Linked DNA regions of Homo sapiens: region 2 is linked to region 1. The links are chromatin loops, found by intact Hi-C in ENCODE. Cell type or tissue: heart right ventricle. All regions are shown on one strand.

Region 1 (2,500 bases):
GGAAAGGGAAGGGGCTTCTCTAAAGGAGGTAAATTTCCCCCACAAGAGATAGCTTTGCAGGGCCATTTAAAAATATGTCAAAGAAATATATTTTGGGGTAAAATACTTGATTTTTCTCAGGGCCTGCTATCTGTCATGTGATGCTATACTGGAGTCAGGTTGGAATTTGGTATCTTATTGCTACAAAGAGCCTACTGTGTCTTAAGATCTCTGTTTTAATTTTAAGGCCGATCAGTTCAGCCTGAATTCCAAAGGGAGGAAAGTATAATGCAGCGTATCCAATTCCCTTTTACCATTGAAACTGCCTTTGCAAAATTATGACTGAGACAGTGAAAGAGATCCAACTTAAATGACTCCATCTTGCCTCTAACCTCCAAGCTGGGCATAGGCTGAACTAACTTTGGGAAGAACTTATAGTTTATGGTTTAAAACAAGAACAATAACATCCCTTTCCTAAAATAAACCTCCTTCTTGACTACTAACAGTAGCCACAAGATTAGAAATTATGGTTTAGGAGTCATGCAGCTGGAGGCTACAAGATTCTGACCCTCCCTAAACTGCTCCTAAGATCAGTACTTGAGAAGTTTTGCAGACCCTGCACTTGACGGATCAACTGGCACCACCATATCAAGAAATTGGCCCATCTGATCCTGTGATGCCCACCCAGGAACGGACTAAGCGCAAGAAGACAGTAACGCCCCATGATTTCCTCTCCATAATTTCATCTCCGACCCAGCCAATCAGCAGTCCCTGACTCACTGCCCCTCCCCTCCCACAAATTGTCTTTAAAAACTCTGATCCTGGGGAGACAGATTGGAGCAATAATAAAACTCCAGATTCCCGCACAGCTGGCTCTGTGCGAATTATTCTTTCTCTATTGCGATTCCCCTGTCTAGATGAATCAGCTCTTTCTAGGTAGCATGAAAGGTGAACCCAACTGGGTGGTTACACCATCAGGTTCCCATCATGGCCTGAACTAGCTTTTTGGAATTTTTTGGAATCCCCTTGTCCCCATAGGACAGGTCCATTCAGTCGGTTAAGGGGCTTAGAATTTTATTTTTGGTTTACAATATAAATGCAGTTAGGCTGAACTACGAATGAAAGGAAAAAGACAAAATACAAAATGGAATGACTAAAAGCCTCTACTTCTAGTACTGATCGTTGTTCAAATTTGTGTTTCATAGCATCCTAATTTTTTTCTCCTTATTTTAGAGCCGCTTTATTTGTGTGAAGTGAGAAATTTACTCAGCAAAATAAAAAGTACATAAATTTATATGTAAGTAAATCTACCTAAACTTAAAAGTAAAAAAGCAGGGATGACTACCTCCAGAAAATGAAGATTTTTCACACTGTCCAGCAGGTGGCTCCCCTGCTTTGGACTTAGGTAGGGAGTGCCTGCTGTCCACAAAAAGCTTGTGCTCCAATGATCAGAAATGGCTTCTAAAACCATGTGGTTTATTCCTCTGCTTCCATGTAGATTTGCACCTAAGTCATTCTAAGCATATAAAAATGACCTCAAATAGATTTTGAAAACTTACCACATCATCAAAAAACATTGGTGTATCCCCAACCTGTGTAAATAGGCATTTAAATTAGAAGTAAACACTATGTACACACATTTTCAGATGGAAACTATCTTTCTTAGCAAAACCTGAAACTGTCATGCCTCTTCAAAGGGAGAAAGCATATCTAGCTATTTGCTTTCACAATTTGGTGAAAGAGAGAAAAAATGGTAACGTAAAACTATGTCCAATAAAGTTTATTTCATATAATTTAAAAAATATGTTAAAATAGCCATACCTCTTATATGTATAAGACAGTATCTTTATACTTACTGTTTGGAAAATTTTAATATACACAACTTAATCTAACATGATGTAAAGCTCTCAGGTTTAAATAATCTGTTGGTATTATAAGACAACATTCTTTCCTCTACTTGGTAGGGGTCATTAGCATGATTTAGCATGTGGAAAATGTTATCATTATGCATTTATGATTATTCACAGTAAAGAGGGTATGTGGATGGAAGGGCAATTGAAAAGGTTCACCCCATAGACAATTCCCTTTGCAACTCTTCCATCCTGCTGTGCTACAAACTGCCTACTAACATCAGAAATAACATGGGAGAGAGAAGGGCAAAGGTCAGTTTTTCAACTGTCAGTGTAAAAGGGACTAAGAATACACCACCCCCCACACACACACACACACACACTCACACACTCATTCACTGTACTAGCTAAAACCAGCGTCCCTCACCTGCCAATCTGCTTAGTAAATGGCTCTATCTTGTTGTTGTTGTTTGAGACAGGGTCTCACTCTGTCACACAGGCCGATGTGCAGAGGTGCAATCATGTCTCACTGCAGCCTCACCCTCCAAGACTCAAGCGACTCTCTCCTCAGCCTCCCAAGAAGCTGAGACTATAGATATGTGCCACCATGCCCAGCTAATTTTTGTATTTTTTGTAGAGCTGGGGTCTCACCAGGTTACCCAGGCTGGACT
Region 2 (2,500 bases), 230 kb after region 1:
TGACAATTTTATCTGGCACTTGTATCTCTTTTATTAAACATAATTGCTGTGTATTTAATCAAAAGGGAAGTCCACTGGGCCAACACTTTTAAATTACTTCCCCTTTCTGTAAGAAACAAAAACTAAACCTTTTTATCAAGGGAAATAGATAAACAGCTTCCAAGTTCAACAAGCCATGGTGTTGTATGGAAAACAAAGAACTAGAAAGAAAGAGAGTTAAAACACAGTGAAGTTAGCCCAGCTCTGTGGTGCTGCCAGCCATGTGCCATGTCATGAATCCCCTATCCTCACTTGGAAAAGGAGGGACCATGGTTCAGGAGGTGACCCAGGATTATAGCACAAGTCCATCTGACTCCAAAACTTCTCTTTACATTTCACTTACCTGAGAAACAGAATATACATCGTCACTTGGCTGCAGCTTTAAATACACTCATGAATAGGTTTTTGCTTCTTCATAAAAACACTCAGCTCTAGGCAAACACACACAATCCAAGGCTTGCTGATCCTACACCATTCTTAAGACAAGCGGCCACAGTTTAATTCCAATTCTTAACTAATTTACATGCATGCATAAAATAAACATTTACAAAGGATGATAAGGTAGATGTGTAACTATTGCACCCAAAAAAAAATGAGCTAGTTATACTGACAAAGAACTATTAAGAATCCAGCACCCCTTCTCTTCTCCCATGTAATTATAGTTCTTTAAATTTGACTTTCCCCAGAAGTGAGCAGAAAAGAGCTGCCTAGCACTCAGAAGCAATAATCACAAAATTCATCAGTGGCAGGAAACTATGAGGATGTGCACTCAATGTTTATCCAATGCTATTTGCTCCAAATAGAATTACGGTAAGACTGTGACAGGCACTGTAGGCTGGCTCACTCAACACCTATTGTCAACCACCTGTCTCCCTTGCCTGCCTCTACTTTTAAGGTTGACAAAGCTAAATATTCACTTTCCCTGCCTTTTCATAAGGCAGGAACGGGGCATGGACAGGGGATAGACAAGATGACATGTACCAACTCTCTGGCCAATATGACTTAAATAGAAGTCAGCTGGTGGAATTTCTGGGCAGCTTTTTCTTTTCCTGATAAGAGAGACAGATGAGGCTGGCACTACCCCCCACCCCTTACTGCACACACACTCCATCACCCTTCTCCCAGAGCTAGGGCAGCCACCTTGGCAAGTAGGAGGAGACAAGCCTGAGAACGAAAGTCAACATATGCAAAACGGCAGAGCAAAAAGTCAAAGAGCCTGGGTCTCTGAACAGCAGAATCAGCACTAGCAACTGCCTACCTCCAGCTTCTAATTATACAAAAACATTAAATCCCTATTTGTTTAAACCACTCTAAGTCAAGCCTTCTGTTGCTTGAAGCTATTTCTCTAACATTCAAATAAACACTATGGTAAGTAGCCACGTAAAGCCCAGCTACCCTAGAGCATTTAAGCACCTAACTTTCTTTGGGTTTAAATTTGCATGCTGAGATGAAAACACACCGGACTCCAGACCAGGCATTCACTGTGACTTGCTTTTGACCTTAGCCAAATCATTTCACTTCTCTGAGCCTCAGCCTTCTCACATTTGTAAAGTCACATTTGTAATGATGCCTGTGCTGCCTATTTCACATGACTGTTCTGAGGGTCAAATGAAGGACCTCACTTTGAATAAACCCTAACGTGCTATAGGAATGTAAAAGTTGTATACTCCTTGAATGTATTATGCTCCCTGTATATATATTTAGTTGCCACCTATCTCACTCCCAAATCTGACAACAAATATACTATGGCACTGAATTTACTCAAGAACACTACACAAGATACTGGTTTTTTAAGTATTCTTCCCTAAAGGATATTTATGCTTTCTAGCCAACACACAGAATCTACTTTGAAGCAAAAAGGTTCAAATCTAATAAGAGACAGTATATATGTAGTGAAGGCAGACAAAAGAGGTACTCTAAAGTTACAGATATTCCAAATTCTGCTTTATAATTCATCTGTTGGTTATATCTGATTAAGAAATTTGATTAAGGAACAACTATACCAAGAAATAAGCAATGGTGGCTTTGTAACTCAATACAGTTAACTAACTTCAAACCTCTTATTCTGTGAAAGTTCCTCCTACTCAAAAGCGTTTTTCAGGTTTTTTTGTTGTTTTTTGTTTTGTTTTGAGATGGTCTCTTGCCCAGGCTGGAGTGCAGTGGCGCGATCTCAGCTCACTCCAACCTTCCCCTCCCGGGTTCAAGCGATTCTCCTGCCTCAGCCTCCTGAGTAGCTGGGACTACAGGCGCGTGCCACCACACACCCAGCTAATTTTTGTATTTTTAGTAGAGACAGGGTTTCACCATGTTGATCAGGCTGATCTCGAACTCCTGACCTCGTGATCCGCCCACCTCAGCCTCCCAAAGTGCTGGGATTACAGGTGTGAGCCACCATACCTGGTCCAAAAACAATCTTTAAACATTGTTTTAGTTATTAATTACATAAATACTCATTAGATAT

Evidence for each region. Hi-C counts contacts between places; a loop is a spot of excess contacts. Peaks named below come from ENCODE experiments on the same cell type or tissue, not always from the same donor. Only the 100,000 strongest peaks of a DNase experiment are listed, where the experiment ranks them.
Region 2: it touches region 1 in a loop (2.5-fold over the local background); 2 of 110 quality-filtered maps call a loop at or near these places.

The regions. Positions count from the first base shown.
Region 1 is chr2:198,126,704-198,129,203 of GRCh38, reverse strand. All of the region lies in intron 5 of PLCL1 (phospholipase C like 1 (inactive)), which reads right to left. Among named protein-coding and RNA genes, the nearest start is that of LINC01923, 250 kb to the left of the region's middle. In heart right ventricle, CTCF peaks have their summits at 1,165 and 1,365 (motif pointing right); no DNase peak of the experiment used is centred here.
Region 2 is chr2:197,892,655-197,895,154 of GRCh38, reverse strand. All of the region lies in intron 1 of PLCL1 (phospholipase C like 1 (inactive)), which reads right to left. Among named protein-coding and RNA genes, the nearest start is that of PLCL1, 89 kb to the right of the region's middle. RefSeq lists a silencer at 956-1,250 and enhancers at 1,443-1,502, 1,543-1,592. In heart right ventricle, no CTCF peak of the experiment used is centred here; a DNase peak (open chromatin) is centred at 1,134; H3K4me3 peaks cover 716 bases; H3K27ac peaks cover 2,500 bases.